2 separate regions of the Homo sapiens genome follow, and region 1 is linked to region 2. The links are chromatin contacts, found by Hi-C or POLR2A ChIA-PET in ENCODE. All regions are on one chromosome and are shown on one strand. Each heading gives the region's core, a stretch centred on a gene start or an enhancer-like site at or near the end of the contact. The rest is flanking DNA. Distances are from core to core; before and after follow the strand shown.

What was found. A loop is a pair of places that touch in the nucleus more often than their neighbours do. ChIA-PET counts read pairs that join two places held with the same protein, here RNA polymerase II (POLR2A). Pooled maps may share reads with other maps.
Region 1: a loop to region 2 is called in a map of ascending aorta, with 2.1 times the contacts of the local background. The contact joins two enhancer-like sites. A Hi-C loop is called at or near these places in 2 of 168 maps with a recorded cell type or tissue (ascending aorta and sigmoid colon) and 6 of 50 pooled maps. POLR2A ChIA-PET finds 5 or more read pairs at or near these places in 1 of 52 experiments (MCF 10A).

The regions. Positions count from the first base shown.
Region 1 is chr3:58,050,464-58,055,096 of GRCh38, forward strand. The region is part of intron 1 of FLNB (filamin B); the gene reads left to right. Among named protein-coding and RNA genes, the nearest start is that of FLNB, 44 kb to the left of the region's middle. RefSeq lists an enhancer at 1,879-2,173. Within about 2 kb of position 1,993, at least 32 of the 41 ENCODE cell types and tissues checked have a DNase peak (open chromatin) inside an H3K27ac peak, as active enhancers do; they include ascending aorta, where a contact is called at or near this core.
Region 2 is chr3:57,898,827-57,903,214 of GRCh38, forward strand. All of the region lies in intron 17 of SLMAP (sarcolemma associated protein), which reads left to right. Among named protein-coding and RNA genes, the nearest start is that of FLNB, 110 kb to the right of the region's middle. Within about 2 kb of position 1,724, at least 2 of the 41 ENCODE cell types and tissues checked have a DNase peak (open chromatin) inside an H3K27ac peak, as active enhancers do; they include ascending aorta, where a contact is called at or near this core.

The DNA.
Region 1 (4,633 bases), core at 743-3,242, 150 kb after region 2:
CTGGAAAAAACAGGGGTTCCAGGGCTGGGTGGGCAGTTTCAATCATGGACTGGATTTTGTGGTTCAGATTTCTCTGGGCCTGTTGGAGGTTCCCCTTAAGCAATTACCCAAGGCAGTTCTGCCCAGCTGAAGTACTGATTACCTGCACACTATACCAGTGAGGACTCATGGGTGAGCAGATGGGAGGCACTGAGCTTGATTCTGAAACCCTGGCCTCCATCCCACCTGACATTCAATGTCAGATTAGAATTTGGAAGACCCTAAGTCTCCAGATTGGTGCACTGGGTAGCTCCTGAAATGGGGTGGCTGAGACAGGTCCTCTGTGCCCCCTTCCACAGCTTCCTCTGGGGCCCTTCTGCTCACTGGCATGTGCTTCTGGGCAAATAGGCCTCTCCCAGCATTTGTTTTGGCTCTGTGAAATGGGGTAATATTTGTTCCTATTGCGGGTGAAGCGCTGCTGTTGGGATGCTCAGGTAACTCACTCCGTGGGTAGCTGATATTGCCTGGGCAAGTGGCATTTTAGAGGAAATCTGTGCCATCAAAAGAGTTGGACCTGATCACACTTTTGCTTTTGAATATGCTTTGTCCCAGCCTGGCCATTCGTCACTTGGGACCCCCTGAGTCTCTCTGACCCCACTGTAAAATGGATATGCCATGGAGTTGTCCCAGGAATCAAGGGCAGGTCCTCTCCAGTGAGTGATGGGCTTGCCTCTCACTTCTCTAACACCCTTCTGCTTCCTTGTGTAAGATTTCACTATTAGTGGCTATTCTCTTTTACAGAAGAAAAAGGGAGACGCATGCCTCTTCCAGTTCACTGTTCACCATTGCAGCATATTTATTCCAAGGGACTGGCCGAATCATCCCTTTCTTTGTTAGAATGTGGTTTTGTTGCCTTGAGACAAGTGGCCCGCATGTCTGCACTGAAGGAGGCTTTGCGCAATAGCCTTGGGCACCTCCGGTTCTGCAAGCATGTACAGTACTTGCTCTCCTTTCCCTTTCTTTGTATACTTTTTCTGGTCTGCTACGTGTCCATCTGCATGTGGATAAAGGGTCGTCGTCTTGAGTAGTGATTTTGCTGTGATGTGATTCCTGTGAGGTCTAGTTGCACACAGTGATTCCGAAGGTAGACCCAGCTGGAAAGCTTTTAAATTGCTGATACTCCAGCCCCACTCCCCAAGAGATGCTGATTTTGTTTTGTTTTGGGGAGGGCAGTTTTTTTGGGTTTTTTTTTTAAGCTTTTTGATGTGTAGCCAGGGTTGAGACTGAAGTGATTTTTGTGAGTAACGGAGAAGTGTTAAGGCTTGAGAAGTTGGAAGAGCCATGCTTGAGATAGGACCAAGGTCATATCCCCGGCATTAGCACAGAGCAACCCTGACCTGTTGGAGAGTTGGGCTGGATGGATGCGGTCAGGGGAGAGACTCGCTTTATTTTATTTATTTAGAGATACAGTTTCACTCTTGTCACCCAGGCTGGAGTGTAATGGCACGATCTCGGCTCACTGCAACCTCTGCCTCCTGGGTTCAAGTGATTCTCGTGCCTCAGCCTCCTGAGTGGCTGGGACTCCAGGCACGCGCCGCCACACCCTGCTAGTTTTTGTGTTTTTACTAGAGACAGGGTTTCACCATTGTTGGCCAGGCTGGTCTTGAACTCCTGACCTCAGGTGATCCGCCCACCTCGGCCTACCAAAGTGCTGGGATTATGGGTGTGAGCCACTGTGCCCAGCCTCGACTCGCTTTATTATATCCACACTTGGAATACAATTCGGATTGATTGTAGTGGGGCATTTTATAATTAGGAAAAATTAATCAGGAAAAATCACTCCATGTAGATTAGTACCACCATATGAGGGGACAAGAATTTCTTCAGATTAGGAACTTCTTCCAACAGGACTGACAGGGTCCAAAACTACTCTTGGATCCAGCTTTAAGATGGACCCAGCCCACTGTTGAGTCCCCTCTGAGGTCTTCTCTCTGTGGATGGATTTGATTGTTAACAATGGCTGAGTCATGTGGCACCCAGCCCGGTGAGTAAGACAGCTGAGTAAGAGGGGAAACAGGGCCTTTGGTCAGAAAAACCAGACTGACTTCAGTCTTATCTGTTTAGAGAAGCCCCAGAAGCTGCAAAAATTGCAGCTTCCAGACTTTAGTGTGCCGTGGTCATGACATCGGTGTGGATGGCAGGTTGTCATCTGAGCAGTCAGGGTGGCAGCACACAGCTTGCGGGCTGGCTGATGGCCGAGGTGTGTGAACTGACCTGCCCCAAGTGACTTCAGTGCTGGGCACAGCATAGGAGCAGTACTAATGATATGGACAGTATGCTCAGAGGACGTTAGGGAGCACAGCTTTGTGTAAAGGGCATGCCCTGCCCTGTCCGGATTTAAAGCAGCTATAGCACTGAAACCCCATGGTCACCCTCGCATTTCTACACTTCTGCCTGTGCCAAGTCTAGTTTGTGTGCCTCCTCCATTTTGTGTGTACATGGGGGTATTTTTTTCTGCTAGGCAACTGCTATTTATGCCTCTCAGTACTGTACTTAGTGTGTACCATTCCTGCAAGGTATAGACATTGTCAGCCCATTTTACAGATGAGGAAAATGGAGTTTTTGAGAGGGTGAGATCATTCAGTGGCAGAATGGAATGTTAACCCAGGTAGTCTAACCTCTCTGCTGTAGATCTGATGTCCATTTGAACTTTAGACTTCCCATCTGTGTCTACAGTCTAGCCCTTAAAAAATGTGATAAACAGGTTTTTAGGTAAGTCTGTTAATTTCAGAAAGACATTATTATTATTTTTTAGAAAGTTAGAGCTTATGTTAGGGCTCAGTCTATCCTCCTGCCTCAGCTGCCTGAATAGCTGGGACTGCAGGCACATGCCACCATGCCTGGTTAATTTCTGTGGTATACATCATTGATTACTGAGAAGTCACAGTCCGTTGTTAAATAACTGAGCTATTCATAGCCAAATCATTTTTAAAAACACAAATATAAGCAAAAACAAAACATTTATTTATTTATTTATTGAGACGGAGTCTCGCTGTCACCCGGGCTGGAGTGCAGTGGCGCTATCTCAGCTCACTGCAACCTCTGCCTCCTGGGTTCAAGTGATTCTTCTGCTTCAGCCTCCCCAGTAGCTGGGACTACAGACACCCACTACCATGCCCGGCTAATTTTTTTTTTATTTTTAGTAGAGACAGGGTTTCACTGTGTTAGTCAGGATGGTCTTTATCTCCTGACCTTGTGATCTGCCCGCCTCGGCCTCCCAAAGTGCTGGGATTACAGACGTGAGCCACTGTACCTGGCCCAAACATGTGGTTTTTTTAAATGAAAGTGTGTTCATTTTACAAACAGTGCATTCTTACTAATTTTACAGGCCCTGTGCTAGGGACATGGCCTCGTCTTCCGCTATCTTAGAGTGAAGAAGTAAAGACAGAGAAAGTGTTCACAAGTTGCTGCACAAGTCTCATTGCAGTGCCTCCCAGAGGCGCGAAGAGCAACACCTTTCACCTGGGCTGTCCTAGAAGGCCCGTGGCAGGGTGGGGTTGGTGAACACTGGGGCTTAAGGGGGTGAATTCAGAAGACAAAGGACCTTCTGGGCAAAGAAGGGCCCAGTAGTGGGAAGTGCAGGAGTGTGAGAGTGCCTGGAATTGCCCACTCACTGGCTCTGGAGCTTGGTGCTGAGTGCTTGGGAAGTGTTGGGAGGATCAGTTATATTGCTGGCTGGGTTCTAAAGAACCTCCAAAGTTTACATAAAAGTTACCTTTGATTTGACTGTTCTACCCTCCAGTCACGTGGCTAAATTAATTAAATCAAATTTAAAATTAAGCTCAGCCATACCAAGTATATCCAGTGTTCAATAGGTACATGTGGCTTGTGGCTGATGCACTGGACAGTGTACATATAAAACATTTCCATCGTTGCAGAAACTTCTATTGAACAGCAGTTGTATTAGTCCGTTCTCAACACTGCTGTGAAGAAATACCTGAGACTGGGTAATTTATAAAGGAAAGAGGTTTAATTGATTCCCAGTTCCACAGGGCTGGGGAAGTCTCGGGAAACTTACAATCATGGCAGAAGGGGAAGCAAACATGTCCTTCTTCACATGGAGGCCGCAGCAAGGAGAAGTGCAGAGAGAAGAGGGGGAAAAGCCCCTTATAAAACCATCAGATCTTGTGAGAACAGCAGCATGGGGGTAACCATTCCCCTGATTCAATTACCTCCCACCAGGTCCCTCCAATGACCTGTGGGGATTATGGGAACTACAATTTAAGATGAGATTTGGGTGGGGACATAGCCAAGCCACATCAGTGTTGTTACACACCACAGTGGTGCTGTGGTGTGTAGGTGGGAAAACTATGGCATGGGGGCCATATCTGGTCCTCTGCCTATTTTTATAAAGTTTTATTGGAACATAGGCCACACTCATTTATTTATGTACTGTCTATGGATGCTTTCACACTGCAACAATAGATCCAAATAGTTGCAAAGAGACTGTGTGGCCCACAAAACCTAAATATTTACTATCCAGGCCAGGCATGGTGGCTCATGCCTGTAATTCCAGCACTTTGGGAGGTTGAGGTGGGCAGATCCCTTGAGGTCAGGAGTTCAAGACCATCCTAGCCAACATGGTGAAATCCTG
Region 2 (4,388 bases), core at 474-2,973:
TATGTCCTTGGCAAATTGCTTAACTGCTCTGTGATTCAGGGTTTTTTCATGTATTAGACTGGCGAAAACCAACTTTATAGGTTTATTGTGAAGATTGAATGAAAGGGTGTGCATGGACCACTTACCATGGTGTTGGGAACATAAAATGTTAACCACCATAATGAAGACACTGATCATGATGATGATGGTGATTGATAAAAGCAGGCCTATCTGTTGAAGGACTCTGAGTAACTCCATATTAATTGAATAAGATTGTGGAGTTTTAAAATTATTTCCTATAGTATTTAGGAACAAGGATTTGTTTGTAATGGATTTTTTCTAATTAGTAATGCATTTATTTGTTTGTTACTTGCCAGATAATCAGGAAAAAATATTTTTAATCCATGAGTAGCACCAAACAGTATCTATAAAAGTACTCACAATATAGCCTGGGAAGTCAGACTCAAGGAACAGGGAATGAAAGGGGAAAGATGTAGGAAAAGATTGGAAAATACAAGATGCATGTGGAGCTGGCGGCCTGTGTGCAGATGCTATTAGTAATTGCTTCAGGTGCCATTGATGAAGATGGGTCAGAGTTTCCCTAACCTTGCTTTACGTTAAGGTGAAAGAACTTCTAAAACTTTTCTTTACATTTCTGTATGATTGCCAACTTTTTTGTTAATGAAGTAGTATCTTTATAAATACCTGCTGAAAGATTTTGTGGCTTGATTTTATTTTTATGAATTTTTTTACTTATTTTGTTTTGTTTTGTTTTTAGAGACAGGGGTCTTGCTAAGTTGGTCAGGTTGGTCTTGAACTTCTGAGCTCAAGCGTTCCTCTCACCTCAGCCTCCCACCTCAGCTTCCCAAGTAGCTGGGACTACAGGCATGCACCACCCTACCCGACTTGTTTACTCTTTCACTTTGTTTCTCTTTCTCTCTCTGTCTCTCTCTCTTTTTGCAGCTTGATTTTAAGAACAGACTGTCAAGTCAGTCAGTGATTGGATGTAAAGAAAAATCATCTAGGTAGAAGGAGGCATATTTTAGAAGAGTCTCCAAGAGATAATTATCATAGCCCTTTATGGTCATTATTATTTTTCTTTTGTAAAGTTTCTCTTGTAAGAGTTTTACAAATTCTTAAAAGTGATGTATTACTGGTACTTTTTAGAAACATTTATGTTATGCTTGATTATGTGTGGTTATGGTTTGTATCTGTATAATTAGGTTCAATAGACTGACATAATTTTCTCTTAAAAGTATAAATTACTAGACAACAGTGTTGACCTTTACAGCTATATAAGGCAGCTACATATAAGTAGCCTCTTTATTTTCCTCATTCAAACTTTGTGCCTGACTTCCCGAACCATTATTTTCAAGTTTTTTTTCCCCTTTTTTAAAAAATAGCCAATCTTTTTCTTTAGATTTATTGTGTACGACTTGTCACATTTGTCAGCTAGGACAAGGAAAATAATAATAAACATTCATTATGAGATAAAATGATGATAGCAGTAGTACCTTTTCCCTGATATAGTAATCATTTCTATCTATTTAGTTACTTTTAAATGAGAAATAAGTTGATCAAACCATGTTTTCTGTATGCTTGAAACCATCTCCCATAAAACGTTTTTTAAAATTGGAATTCACTTCAAATCATGTCTGTTGCAAATTTGCTCTGTTTGGGGAACCTTGCCAGGGACTGCAGTGGTTTTAAAGTCTAATAAGACTGTCGGGCCGGACGTAGTGGCTCATGCCTGTATTCCCAACACTATGGGAGGCTGAGGCGGCCTGATCACTTGAGCCCAGGAGTTTGAGACCAGCCTGGGCAACATGGCAAAACCCCATCTCTACAAAAATTAGCCAGGCATGGTGGTGCATGCCTATAGTCTCAGCCACTCAGAAGGCTAAGGTGGGAGGATCACTTGAGCCCAGACGGCAGAGGTTGCAGTCAGCCCAGATCGTGCCACTACACTCTAGCCTCGGTGACAGAGCAAGACTCTGTCTCAAAAACAAAAGCAAAAATCTATCCTCTGGATTTAAGGAATTTCAAGGCAAATTAGTGATAGTACATTTTTTAAAACTTTGTATTTTCCTTGTGCCTCAACATCCCCACAAACAGGCCGTGAACACTCTGCCCTGGCAACCAGATGCACCAGTATGATAAGGCTGGTCCCTGCCACAAGTTCCCCTTCATAACCTTCCCTGGCAGTGCCCTAGTGAAATTTAACGAAATCACCTCATGCCTTTTGTTTGTGTATCCTGACCCCCAATACAAGCATTTGCCTACAGGTCCTCACTCTATCAGTTATACCTATTTGGCTGAACCCATTCTTTGGGCTTCTCCCATATGGTTCCCTGCATGGTGTACCTTGCCTCCCTCTCTAGGACCTTTGAGTATAATAAATCCTTTAATTTCATTTACCTCTCCAAGTATAATTCCCACAGCTATGTTGGAGTGATCCTTGAGGACCCCACAGGGAGACTTACTCCCTCCCCCATTTACCACACAGAGAGTTATAGATGATAAGCTGATTATTGGTGGTTGTTGCCATCAGCAGTCAAAGAAAAGAGAATGCCCAGGGTTTTTTTGTTTGTTTGTTTGTTTCAGAGGATAGAGAAGAAAGGCATTTTGAGTTTCATGGGACAAGAGTCATTTGAAATGACTCTATAAATAGTGTGTCTTACCATATGTGATATATTCAGTGATTAAGAAAAACTAAACCTAAATCTGATCAAGACTCTAGCTCCAACTGCCAGTTTGCAGGACATACAAAGAACTAGGCACATATTCTAAATGATGTGATGGGGATACAACCAGCAAAATCCAGAATGTGGAAGATTCTACAGGACATACAACCCAGTTTCTTTAGCAATTAAATTAGAAGGGGAAAAAAAGGAAAGGGGATGGGGGAAATCCTATAAATTAAAAGAGATTTAAGAGTTATGTCGGCCAGGCGTGGTGGCTCACACCTGTAATCCTAGCATTTTGGGAGGCCAAAGTGGGCAGATCACTTGAGGTCAGGAGTTCGAACCTAGCTTGGCCATCATGGTGAAACCCTGTCTCTACTAAAAATACAAAAAATTAGCTGGGCTTGGTGGTGCACACCTGTAATCCCAGCTACTTGGGAGGCTGAGGCAGGAAAATCGCTTGAACCCGGGAGGCAGAGGTTGCAGTGAACCAAGATCATGCCACCACACTCCAGCCTGGGTGACACAGCGAGACTCCATCTCAAAAAGAAAAAAAGAGAGAGAGATGTCAACTAAATATAATGTATGAACCTTGTATGAATCTTCATTCAAACAATTCAACTGTAAAATAAATTTGGAACAATGGAAAATTTTAATACTGACTGAATATCAAACAATTAAGAAATTGCTGATTTTTTCCAGTGTGATCATAGTATTATAGATATTATTTCTTTTTAGTCTTGTCTTAAACATTTTAGAGTTTTTTTATATTTACATCTATAAAATATTTTAAATGGGTAGGATTACAAGAAGAGTAGATAAAAATACCTTCTTAGAAAAAGGAAATATTAAAAATCACAAGCTAGATCAAATGGGTTTGGTTTGAGGATTGATAAGTATAATTAAAGTTTGTTCACATAATCCTTTGAGTGTTTTGTAAGATAGAGTGATCATTATAACAATTCAGTGGCTTCTGAGCACAGCAATGATATGATCAGATCTGCATTTTGGGGAGGTTTATTGAATGAACTGGAGTGGATAGAGGCTACAGGTAAGGCAGTCAAGAGGCTTAATCATTTGAGAGTCTGAACTAGGGTAATTACTGTGGAAATTTCAGATAGCAAAAACCACTTGGGGCCTTGGTAATCTTATCTAGAATCCATTGGCCTGAGACATTAAATATGGGAGAGAGATGGAAGTCAGCTATGACTCCAGCATTTGACCCTGAGTGACTGAAAATTTAGAAATATTTATTTCTGGAAGAAAAGGTGTCCTGGTGGTAGCTGTGATGGTTTTAATTTGGCACATGCTAAACAGGAAGAGTGACCATGGGTTTGCCTGGAACCATTTATGGCTATTGTCCCAGCATAATTATCGTCAAAAGTGCTCTCTTTCATATTCAAAGCTGTCCCAATTTTATACGGTCACCCTAGGAACTGGAGATGCAGCTGGATGTGCAGAACAGAAACTAGAACCAACAAATCATTTTCATTTATTTCTCAGATGTTTTATTGACCTGAGAGATACAGAGATAAGATACACAAGAAGGCTATAGACAGAAGATAGGAACTAGGTTTGGAAATTCTTTGCACAGGGGTGAACAGTGGTAGCAGAGGGAGTTTCTAGTGAAAGAAAAGAACAATGGTGAAAGTAAAAGAGCCAAAAAGATCCAGCTGTTGAGAAGGAAGCTGGCAGTTCAGAAAGAGTGGCAAAGGGGTAAGAATT